Regions from separate parts of the Homo sapiens genome. Here region 1 is linked to region 2. Evidence: read pairs that join two places in POLR2A ChIA-PET (ENCODE). Cell type or tissue: B cell. All regions are shown on one strand. Each heading gives the region's core, and the rest is flanking DNA. Links, peaks and the distances in the headings are about the cores only. Region 1 overlaps BCR (BCR activator of RhoGEF and GTPase). Region 2 overlaps LOC105372948 (a long non-coding RNA gene).

Region 1 (5,000 bases), core at 1-5,000, 480 kb before region 2:
CTAAACAGTCTTGGAGCTAGGCGTGGTGGCTCACGCCTGTAATCCCAGCACTTTGGGAGGCTGAGGAGGGCGGATCATGAGGTCAGGAGATCGAGACCACGGTGAAACCCCATCTCTACTAAAAATACAAGAAATTAGCTGGGTGTGGTGGCGGGCGCCTGTAGTCCCGGCTACTCGGGAGGCTGAGGCAGGAGAATGGCGTGAACCCAGGAGGCGGAGCTTGCAGTGAGCCGAGATCATGCCACTGCACTCCAGCCTGGGCGACAGAGCCAGACTCTGTCTCAAAAAACAAAAAACAGCCTTGGAGAGGGGCAGGCCCCAGGGGGTCTGTTGCAGCAGGAACACAAAATGAGTGATGTTTGTTTTGAACAAATATTTGGGGAAGATTTAAAGGTGAGGAGGCTGGGTGCAGTAGCTCACGCCTATAATCCCAGCACTTTGGGAGGCCAAGGCGGGTGGACCACTGGAGGTCAGGAGTTCGAGACCAGCCTGGCCAACATGGTGAAACCCCGTCTCTACTAAAAATACAAAAAAATTAGCCAGGCGTGGTGGCACATGCCTGTAATAACAGCTATTCAGGAGGCTGCGGCAGCAGAATCGCTTGAACCCGGGAGGCAGAGGTTGCAGTAAGCTGAGATGGCACCGCTGCACTCCAGCCTGGGCAAGACAGTGAGACTCCGAAGAAGAAGGAAAGGCAAAAGGAAAGGAAAAAGGAAAAAGGAAAGGAAGAAAGAAAGAAAAGGAAGGAAGGGAAGGAAGGGAAGGAAGGAAGGGAAGGAAAAGTGAGGAAACACATTTGGGCCAGTGGGACAGTAATTCACCCAGGTCACACTGAGTGTGGTGGGGGTGTGACAAAGACTCTCCTTGACGGAACTCATCTGGTCCCTCCAGCTTTTTATTCCAGCTAGATCCCATCCTTGGGCATGTTCTCAGGAGCCCAAATTTTGCAAGAATCCTGCTAAGTCCGTTTAGCCAGAACCCCCTGCCCTTGCTATCTGATCAGATTCCTCACCCCACGCCATCCCCCGGGGGAGATCGATCACTTTGGCCTGTCTTCAGCAAGAATCCTGTCGGGTCGGTTTCACCAGAATCCCTCTTCCCCCTGATGTTACTTCATCATTTTCCATCCATCAACCCCTACCCTGCTTCTTGGCTGCAAGTCCCCACTCATCCAAGTGACTTCAGCATTGAGCCCATTTCTAGGCCTTCCATTTCTAGTCTTTTCCCTATCACAATAGTTACTAAACAAAACCTGCTTTTACCACTTTAACTGCTGTCCAGCTCGGGTTTTTCTTCGACACTTACTGCTCTCCTCTTCCCCGGGATGGGGTGGGGTGCTCAGCCAGCACCCCTAGACTGACAGAAGAGCACAGGTCACGTGCATAAATACTTCAGTAGCATTGCAGAAAAGAGTTTCAAAAGATGGCCTGACATGATAACACAGGAAGAGGCCTATCAGCTCTTTTCTCTCTTTCACTGAGACCCCCAGTTACTTAGCAATAGTACTCAGAGGTCCTGGTTCAAATCCAGCCACTCCCAGGATTCCAGTGATTGAAGATTTGGATGAATTGAGTCAATGGTTGGCAGAATCTGAACCTCCCTTTACCTGGTTTGATGAGCTGAAAAAAGGAGCCAGGCACCCAGGCTGTGAGTATCCCTGGGCTGAGCAGTGACACTGTGCCAGATGCAGGCTGGACTGTGGGGGAGGAATGCCCTAGGCTGGGTGGGGGAGACAGAAAACATGGAGAGGGAGAGAGAAGTGGGAGCGATGGGAGCACGACTGGCTTTGCAGTCTGCTCCCTCTACCTCCCTGAATACCCAGGGCCCTGATTCTGAGCAGGTTAGAGAAGCATCTCCTGAGTGTCAAATGAGCTCTCTCAAAGATCTGCTGCAAGGACCGAATGGGAAAGCACATGTGGCCAGGCACAGTGGCTCAGGCCTGTAATCCCATCACTTTGGGAGGCTGAGGCAGGAGAATCGCTTGAACCCGGGAGGTTGCAGAGAGCCAAGATCACACCACTGCACTCCGGCCTGGGCAACAAGAGCAAAACTCTGTCTCGAAAAAAAAAAAAAAAACAAAAAACAAAAAACAACTTAGCCAGGCATGGTGGGGCACGACTGTAATCCCAACAACTTGGGAGGCTAGGGCACAAAGATTGCTTCAGCCAGGAGTTTGAGGTTGCAGTGAGCTATGATCCTGCCATTGCACGCCAGCCTGGGAGACACAGCCAGATACTGCCTCAAGAAAACAAAGAACAACAACAACAACCAAAGCAAGCACGTGTAAAAAAGAACCTGAGCCGTGACCATCACCCAAACTATGACCGTCATTTGACTGATGCTAAAATACTTCGGATCTCAAAGGAGACCAGCACTAAGTACTCCATCAAGAGTGGTGTGGCCCATCTGTGTGGTACAATCTCCCACCATGAGAATCCACACAAAGGCTGGCAGAGTGAACAAGACAGTGCAGTGGGACAGCGACAGGAGAGCTGAGAGCAATTTTTAGTTAATTTATTTTGTTTTAGACAGGGGTCTATGTTGCCCAGGCTGGTCTTGAATAGCTGGGCTCAAGCAATCCTCTCGCTTCAGCGTCCTGAGTAGCTGGAATACAGGCATGTGCCAGAGGAGTCTTTTTGCTTTTAAACCTGATCTCAAAGTATAGGGAGCCCCAGGAGGCTCTGAGCCACTGAGTTCCCTTATAAGCTTCCAAGGCAGAAAAACAGGCAGTAGCTGCACCTCCGAAGATGTGGCCAGCCAGGCCAGGGTGGCAGAAGGGGGTGAGGCCAGCACTTGGTAAAGATTTGCTGATCTGAATGAGAATGTGGGATCCATCAGCAAAGATGACAGGTGACTCAGGGAAGAGCCACCCTCTCCCTTCATTCTTCCTGGCACTTGGTATTTTTTTTTTTTTTTTTTTTTTTGAGACGGACTCTCGCTCTGTCACCCAGGCTAGAGATCAGCGGTGTGATCTTGACTCATTGCAAGCTCCGCCTCCCAGGTTCATGCCATTCTCCTGCCTCGGCCTCCCGAGTAGCTGGGACTACAGGCACCCGCCACCACGCCTGGCTAATTTTTTGTATTTTTAGTAGAGACGGGGTTTCACGGTGTTAGCCAGGATGGTCTCGATCTCCTGACCTCGTGATCCGCCCACCTCGGCCTCCCAAAGTGCTGGGATTACAGGCGTGAGCACCACGCCCAGCCTGGCACTTGGTATTTAACCACAAGAGGATTTTTACTTCCTGCTTAGGGAGGGAGACTGGGCTTCCTGAGGAGCCCTGTGCTTCTAGGGGCATGTGGAAAGCCAAACCCACTCCCTCTAGAGGCCTCTTGTGAAGATGGAAGGTCCTGGGAAGAGAGAGCTGTACCCACAACCCACTGATATAATGCACTATAAGGAAAGCACGATCAGGGCTTCCTCTCAGCTACCCCCGCGCAATTGTGAGGGTGGGAACAGGATAAACAGGGCCTGGGGCGCCAGCTATGATCCTCCAGGAAACCCTGGTGGCGTGCTCCCAGGGGCTAGACAAGCTTCTGAAGGACAGAGGGCCCAGGCAGTCTCCTTAAGAACCAGGGCCCCCTTGCTGGTCCTGTATGGACACATTCTCGGTCTCACCTGGGGGCTTCCAGATTAGCCTGGGAGGAGACCTGTCTGTGTGCACCCTGTTCAGAGATACAGCTCTATACCCTAGAAATTGGGTCTAGACCACAGATAGGGGATGCCAAGCAGGCAGCCTCTGGGACCCCTGTGCTTGCAGGCAGCCTCTGGGACCCCTGTGCTTTTCTAAGAAGACTGGCACAGGATGGGCCAATTTCAGCCTAGGACACCATCTAACTGTTCCACCTTGGGTTCTCCTAAGGCCGGGCAGGAACTGAGGCCCCAGCTGCAAAACCAAGTTGAATGGAAATTCCTTTGGGAATGAGCCGACGCAACAGACACGCAGACAGAGGGTGGTACGTCAAGACCCATCAAGATACATGCAGGCACCGGCTCAGGTCTCCCACGATGGATGTTTCAGAGCCACAGCTGCCCACCCCACCCCACCCTGGGTGCAAGGCCATGACCATCTCAGTGTCCCCAGGGGCTGCATGAAAAAGGACGCCATGCATCGGGCAGGGGAGGGTAGGGATGGCTGCCTCACCTGGACCTGGCCCTTCCCCATGAGTCTGTCCGTGCTCTCGCCGTCCTCCTTGGGGATCTTCGTCTTGTTGTAACACTTTTCATAGCACAGTATCCTCAGGGTCTGGGAGCCCTCCAGCTCTATCTCAAATTCCTGCAGCCCCAAGGGAGAAGGGAAGTCCAGTGTGAACAAACGGGTCAATGTTATGGCTGAAGGGTCCTCTGAACCGGGGCTCTCCCTGCTGCCCTTGCTGGCCCAGAGGGACCAATGCCTGAGACCCTCCTCCCTTAGTCCTGGGACACATGGAAGTATTCCTTGTAAGCACCCCTGGCATGAGACCGTGGCCCAGCCCGGATGCTTCCAGAAGCTCCGACTGCCTTTCAAACTTAATCCAAACTCCTTACACCAGCATCTCAAAGGGTGATCCCCACACCACCTGCCTCACAATCGCCAGGGTACTTGTTAAGATATTTCTATGGGCTGGGCACGGTGGCTCACACCTGTAATCCCAGTACTTTGGGAGGCCAAGGTGGGCAGATCACTTGAGACCAGGAGTACGAGACTAACTAGCCAACATGGCGAAACCCCATCCTACTAAAAATACGAAAAATAGTATGGCGTGGTGGTGCATGCCTGTGATCCCAGCTACTTGTAAGGCTGAGGCACGAGAATTGCTTGAATCCGGGAGGCGGAGGCTGCAGTAAGCCAAGATCATGCCACTGCATTCCAGGCTGGCCAACAGTGTGAGACTCTCCCTCAAAAAAAGATATTTCTATGGACTCTGAAAGATAATGATCTGTCGATGCAGGTTCACTTTTATGGCGGTGAGACTATTCTGTAAGATATTATTATGGTGGATACACGTCATTCCACGTTTGT
Region 2 (7,228 bases), core at 997-5,996:
TGCTTTGTCCTGAAGCATCTGCACCATCAAATCCCTGGAGCACATCAGCCACCCCAGGCAGTGCACCCACATCCACACGGGCACATGTGGGTGGGACCCTGTGAAGGGAACAAGGAGCACCAACCAGGGCCACAGTCCTGAGCCTGAGTCCGCTGCTCCCAATCCTGCCCCTCCCACTCATGAGCAGGTGACTTGTCCTTCCCAGCCTCTGGTTCTCAGCCTGATAAATGGAGACCACAGAGTCCGTTCTGCATACAGGTGATCCATGGGGATATGAGCCAGCAGGGAAAAGGGAAAGTTTGCTAACAGGCCTTTCTATGTGCACCAGAGTGATGTTATCTTGAAAGGTTTATTGAAAGATTTACTTCCATTTTACTGTGATTTATGTGTCAGGTCACAGAGATGCACGTTTCCGGCTTTCTTACTTTCCCCCATCTGAGCACATCCTCAGGACAACCTAAAGCTGACCTCTCTCAACCCTTCGACACTGAAGACACACAGACATTCAATAAAGACATTTTTAGTTTTTCCTCCAAATGCGTTTAATCTTTCTTCATCTTTCCCCATTGCCTATGATGCAACTCTTTTAATGTTCCATATTAAAATAACTATTAAGGGATTCAGGTTCTATTTAAATATTGTAACATACACTATCCTGTCTTCCCATCTAGATTGAGCTATAAAACCATGACAAGTGCATGGAGCAGCTATTTGAGCACCAGGAAAGGAAATGGTACGCAGCAGTTTGGGATGGCCCCAGCAGATGAAATACAACAGAGTCAGTGTGAGACTGCTGGATTTCCTCACTGTCCCCTGGCTGGGACTCCAGACAGCCCCAAACCTGAAGGGGCACAAACCTGAAAACAAAAAGAAGTCCAGAAAGCCCTCTTGTTCAGGATCGAACTTGGGAAAGAAAACTTATTTGGCTCAAAGTGAAGGCTCAGTCCCCTGCACAAGCAGGTGGTTCACACCTGTGTTCTCATCTCTCTTATACCAGCGCCTCTCCCTGGGTTCACACTGATGTCCTATGGATGGAGACGGGGCTTCCTGCACCAGGTCACTCCACAGCCCCTGTAACCTGAAGCCCTGCAGACCAGCCTTGTTCAATCACAATGTGATGTGAGCCTCATGGGAATCCCACTGTCTAGTCATCATGTTATAAATACAAAGAGAAGAAGTCAATGAGTTTAAATAATGTATTTTATTTACCTAGCATATCAAAAAGAGTATCATTTTCATATATAATCTAAGTACAATTATTTATGATATATATCATATACTTTGCATGGCTATTGTTATTATTTTTTGAAGAATCTTTATGTGGAGATTGTGTGGCTGATGGAGATGTGAATGGGTTTCCTGTTGACAAGGGTGGGTTGTGGTGGCTTTTTAAGTGTCAACTTTGATAGGCTGGAGGAGGGGTGGAAAGAATGATTTTTTACACAGGATGTGGAGGGTGGAGGTAGGCAGTGTCCATACTTAAGCTCACCCTGTGGGTGCATCTGTGGTCCCTGCATGGGGTAAGGCTGCTCCTCCTGCCCCAGGTTTCCCTGCAGGGAGATCTGACTCCAACTCTCCCTTAGACCCCAGAGCACCTGGCGAGTCAGGCTCCCTTCTCATTCCATGCAAATGCAAGAAACACTCAGATCTCATTGGGCGTGTGGATACTCACAGTGCTAATTTAGGAATAAACAGGTGCTTTCCAGCATACAGTGGCCTCCTGAAGTCCCACATGGCCCATGTTGGGGATGGCTGGTGATCTTAATTGGGTTCCCTGGAAGCAGACTCTGAGATGAGGAATTGCATGCACAGAGGATGTGAAAGGAGGTGAGGGAGGCAACCCTGGGCAGGAGACCCTGACCCTCATTGAGGTCTCAAGTCTTTCCTACAGAGAGCTGTGGAGCTGGGAGGATTTTCAGGTCTTCCTATATTGAGGCAGAGTCGAGAACTCGGCCTCAGGCAGTCATGAAATCTAACCTCACTGAGAAAGGGCATAGACCTGGAGGAGTCTGTTTTCTGCACCGAACAGCACTTTACAGTGAGGACACAGCTCTGACCTGCCAGAAGCTCCCAGTAGTGCTTAGTGGGTAAGCTCAGAACAGGGGATCTGGGCAGATCCCACAGTGTCTACTCCATTGGTGTTTCTCTAAAGAATGACAGGCTACCACAGGAGCCTGAGCTGGGCAGTTCTGGGGACTGATCTAGGACATTTGGGGCAAGGACTGGCCTGTCACCACCTATGGAAATCCAGAGACAACTGTGGATGTCTACCTCAGTCTGATCTTCCATGCAGGCCCTATTTTCCCAAGTCACAGCTGAGTCACCAAAACACCAGTCCATCCTGATCACATCACCCTAAATGAACTACTGATGCACTTTCTGCAGACCCCGCCTGAAGGACTGGAGGGAGGGACAGGCTGGGGGCAGAGATTAAAGAGAATTTAACCAGATCTGCGTAAGGCTTTGTTCATAGTCCTCCTTGAATTAGAGAAAGAGGGTGACATAGATGGCGAAAGGGTTTGTGTCTCACTTCTTCATCTGCCTGTGTTACTGTGTGCAGTGCTGCTGTCCCACACCTGACAGTAATAGTCAGCCTCATCCCCGGCTTGGGCTCTGCTGATGGTCAGGGTGGCCGTGTTCCCCGAGTTGGAGCCAGAGAATCGCTCAGGGATCCCAGAGGGCCGGTTGCTATCCCTATAGATGACCAGCACAGGGGCCTGGCCTGGCTTCTGCTGGTACCAGTGCACATTTTTACTTCCAATGTTGTTTCCCCCACAGGTAATCCTGGCCGTCTGTCCCAGGGCCACTGACACTGAGAGTGGCTGAGTCAGCTCATAGGAGGCCACAGAACCTGCAAGAAAAGGGGAGAGAATAGAATAGACTTGAAACTGAGAGGCTCAACCCAACAATGCCTTCCCACCTGCCTGGCCTGAGTTTCAGGAATAGAAGTGTCCTCAGGGGACCATGAGCACAGAAGAACAGTGTGGGGGGATTTCACCTCCAGCAGCCCCTCCCCCTGCAGCAGGATCATGAGCATCCTGCACACCACAGGCAGGGCCCTGCTGAGATCACTGTCAGGCCAGGCTGGACCCAGAGCCTTGGAGCTGGGTAGGTGGCTGGGACACTGGGGGCAGCACCTGTAAAGTGAGCAAGGAGGCTCAGAAGGAGAGCGGTCCAGGCCATGGCTGCGGCACCCCCGATGCTGCTTCCTGAGGCCCAGGCTGGGCAGGTTCCTTCCAGCCCTCTCTTATCCCCTTGCTGAAGAGAGCAGCCTGTGATGCAAATCAGCAGAGTCAAGGGCTGCTACTGGAGGAGCTTTGTGGTTTCCAGAGAAGGGCTTAGCCCCAAAGGATGCAGAGAGGGGGAGGAGTGGCCTTGCACTCTCACCCTCAGCCTACAGGATCTCCTTTACAAACTGGTTCCACGGTCTCTGCAGATATCTCCACACCACGCTGTGCTCAACCCGACTCCTGGGCTCACTTGGTCATGGTAGAGCTCATAAGTGACTCTGGGTGTTTTTCCTAGGATACATGAAGCCCTTCCTATGTGATTATCCCTAACTGTTGCAGGAGGTGGCCATAGAGTCACAGTGGTGATGGGGAAATTATCTGGGGTCCCCAGTCCCCTCCTCCATTCCATTCTGGCTCAGGAGGGAGGTGGTGAATTTTGGTCTAGGCCTCTAGATGTATCCTGATCATGAATAATTTGTGCCAGAGAGGAGATTTTGGGTGTAGGCCTAAATCCGTTTTTGAAGACACTTTCCAGAACCTAATGCAAGGACCCTCTATCCACACTCTACAGGTGACAGCATGTGCCTTGGATAGGTACAGACCCCACCCCAGGGCACAGCTCCTCAGTGCTAGAGAAGAATAAAATTTCTTGGTTGCCAAGTGCACATGGAGTGTTGGAAGATCCATGGGATGCGGTAAGTTTCCTCGTTGGCTGTGAGCTCCAGGGCAGGTCGTACATGCTGTGCCTCAGTGTCCCCAGGGTGCTGTGAGGACCAATGACAGATAAGGAGGTCAAGAAAATGTTTGCTCCATGAGAGAATGAGAGGGGTCAGCAAACTGCAAGACCCCTGGAAATGAATGTTTATTATGACTAAGTTGTCTTCAGTTGCTGGGGAAAACAAATCAAGGAATTAAAAACTTAATTAAGTCAACAGAAGGTTAATGAGCAACTATTTTGTGCCTCACAAGGAAATTGAGACCTGTGATTTGGCAGCTTTCCCAGGAGACAGATGGGAAAGCCCAGGGACAGTGGAGATGGGGAGCAGCCAGGGAAGAAGAAGCTGCTGTGTCTACAGGACAGGGGCTCCCAGAGCAAAGGGCAGGGAGGGGGACACGTGTCACCTCAGGAAGGACACTGTGCGTGACAGGGACAGCATTTTAGCACAACTGGGTGTGTGAGGAGAGGATGTGTGGGGAAGTCAAGTGCCTGGACCTTTGTCAGGGAAATAGGAGCATCTACAAAAGCTGAAGATAAAATTTGATGCTAGAATTTTTACATCAGTGTCAAGGACAACACTCTAGAAAAAGAAGGACCTATTTTCCCTCCAGGTGTCAGGTCGTGGTCACTGACCCTCCCTGCATGTCAGCATCTCCCTGATGCCCAGGTCCACCCCATCCCGAGGTGGCTTTCCCAGGTGACTCTTTGCTGCCCCCCTGGTGGCTGCTCCATACTGACTGCTGGAGGCTCATGGGCCTCCTGGGTCCAGGCATAGGAACAGAACCTACTGCTCAGGTCCCTGATGCCTTGATCCGTGGACTGCTGGCCCCTGGGGAGGAATTCCTCTTCTCTGTGTGGCCCCTGCCTGACTCAAGACCAGGTAAAAGGGGCTCAGCTTACCCATAAAAATACAAAAAATACAGAAACAATGAAAGCAAACCCCCATCATATTGGAGAAGAGTAACCTGGAACAGGAGTGTGAGGGGAAGAGTCTGCTGTGTGTGGGGATCTGAGAGGACAGCGGCAACCTGAGGGGATCTGGGACCCAGACCAGTCCCTGTCTGATTTGATATTGTCTTGTAAGTGAGGAGCTGGGGGCAGGTGTGTGGTGCGTCAGGTGTGCGGAGGGAAATTTCTTGCTTATGCTCAGCAATCTGGGAGGGGCTGAGCGCATACACTCCCTGTTGGTCTCCAGGATGCAGTCGCTGAGGCTGGGACTGATTAGACACAAGTGGGCTCAGCCCCCTCACTTGTTCCTGCTTACCTAGGGCTGAAGCCACTTAGAGTGGTGGTTAATCCGCCTCCACACTTCTCTCCCGGTGTCCATCATGCAGCCATGGGGAAATTAAGCTACTGTTACTTCCACTGATCCTGGGTCACCATCAATGCACCAGCACAAGCAGGTTGACTGTTTTCTGGAAAGTTCTCTGGCAATTTTCCTTTTGTTTCAGTCGTGCAGAGCTGACTGATGGGGCACCTGCCTTTCAGAGGATACCTGTTTGCTACCAGGCTCTTACTCTAGAGGAAGACAGAGCCCTTGGCATAGCTGGGGTGTCTGCTGTGCCTGTGGGTAGGTAGGTGTTTGTAGAGAACAGGTTTTCTTGAATGTCACCATGCTTCACAGCACCTCCACACCATGGTATCACTAGGTCCTCAGTGATCCTGTGATTCCTCCTGCTCTGGGCAAAACCTTCTGCTACTAATTAACTTGCTTCCTCAGGCTGTTCCCGCAAAGTCACTTTGTGAACCTGAGTTTATTCCTCAGTTTGTTTTGAGGGTTAATAGCTATTAAGTCTCACTCACCTTCACCTGTGTAATGGCTGATTGGCAGTGAAGGGCTTCCTCTTACAGAGCACCTGCCGAGTGCTAGTGGCTGGGTGGTGGAGATGCGGCACTGGAAATTCCATCTGCAGAATGAACAGCTCCTTCAAGTTCCAAATCCATCTATAGACATTGGCCACATACACATCAGTGCATAAGGTCATCATCGACTGCTATCTTTCCTCCATCGACTCAGTCCCCAAAAGTCATAATGCCCTTCCCTTTGATGGTCAAAACATAAAATGGACTCAACACTGGAACGAGGTTCTACTGCACACAATGAACATGGTCCAACTGTGCACAAGGAACTTGAGTTTTCTTGTGGAACTTTTTGCAAAATGTTTCATAAGCTTCGGCTTCCAAGGAATACTGTTGGATCAGAGAGACATGGCAACCAAATGTGGGCATGGGAAACTTCAGGGTCCTGAAAGGCAAGGAAATTGAGCAACTATAAGAATCGTTCTTGTGCAACTGGAGAATATGATTATGGTCTGCATAGAAGAGTGCTATTAATAGTCTCACTTGTGGTAGAGAGAGAGAAACAAAAAGACGACTATGGCAGAGTGTCCACGGTTACCCCATCTAGGAAGAGGATGTGTATATATATGCGCTTGTGACAGTAGTCTGTTAACTTTGATGTATACACATGATTTCACCAAAAAGCAGTTGTACTCTTAAAGAAGGAAACAAAAAGACTAAGAGATTCTAAGTGAGAAAAGAAAGCCCAGTGAACCTGTCCCTAGGGCCTGGGATGAGAGATCCCTCCTGGAAGAGGGTGCCAGCCTCACCTAGCAGGACCTGTCCCCTGTGCCTGCAGACCCGGGATATGGAGCAGAGGGGCAAGTCCTGCACTTGGCACCAAGGACTTCTTAGTGAGCTCCTCAGAAAGCAGCCCAGAGCCCAGAGATAAAATCCAAGCTATCAGGGAGCTGGAGGCACACCTAGTCAGGTCAGACAGGTCCTGGGAATTTGGGGACTGGGAAAGGTCAGTGTTCCCTGAAGACAGTCCCCAGGTGGAACCAAAGGTTGGGCCTGCACTTCCTCTGCAGTTTCTGTGAAATGTCAGGACAGGAAGGCTCCTGGGGCCCACAGGGGTTGGGTCTCCTGTCCTCCTTAGGCCTCAGGTGCCCCATTACAATGTGGGGTCAACTCATCTAGGAAACCAGAGGAGACACGGCTTCCACTAAGCTGTTTCTACGCAAGGAAAAGACGAATTCCAGTAGGATTGCACCCTGTGAAACAGCTCTCTCCTTCCCTGTGTGACGTGTAATTACACATGGAGCCATGTGACACTATATGGATTCCTGAAGTTCTCATGTGTTCTACAAACCTGTAAAAGGTCCTTGCAGCTTCAACGAGCTTCCCCCGTACAGGTTTTATTGAACACATGTAGGCCCTGAGAGTATGGAAAAGCTGTTACGAATCTCCGGCCCTGCAGGGACCAGGTGAGGACCAGAGA

What was found. Peaks named below come from ENCODE experiments on the same cell type or tissue, not always from the same donor. Only the 100,000 strongest peaks of a DNase experiment are listed, where the experiment ranks them.
Region 1: POLR2A ChIA-PET joins it to region 2 with 6 read pairs; 2 of 35 experiments call an interaction of 5 or more read pairs at or near these places.

The regions. Positions count from the first base shown.
Region 1 is chr22:23,294,298-23,299,297 of GRCh38, reverse strand. BCR (BCR activator of RhoGEF and GTPase) reads right to left here. Exons shown (of 23, transcript NM_004327.4): 16 at 4,143-4,274. Among named protein-coding and RNA genes, the nearest start is that of LINC02556, 30 kb to the left of the region's middle. In B cell, for the core only: no CTCF peak of the experiment used is centred there; no DNase peak of the experiment used is centred there.
Region 2 is chr22:22,815,080-22,822,307 of GRCh38, reverse strand. LOC105372948 (a long non-coding RNA gene) reads left to right here. Exons shown (of 4, transcript XR_938047.2): 4 at 672-1,327. It also overlaps IGL and IGLV3-9. Among named protein-coding and RNA genes, the nearest start is that of MIR650, 4.1 kb to the left of the region's middle. In B cell, for the core only: no CTCF peak of the experiment used is centred there; a DNase peak (open chromatin) is centred at 3,247.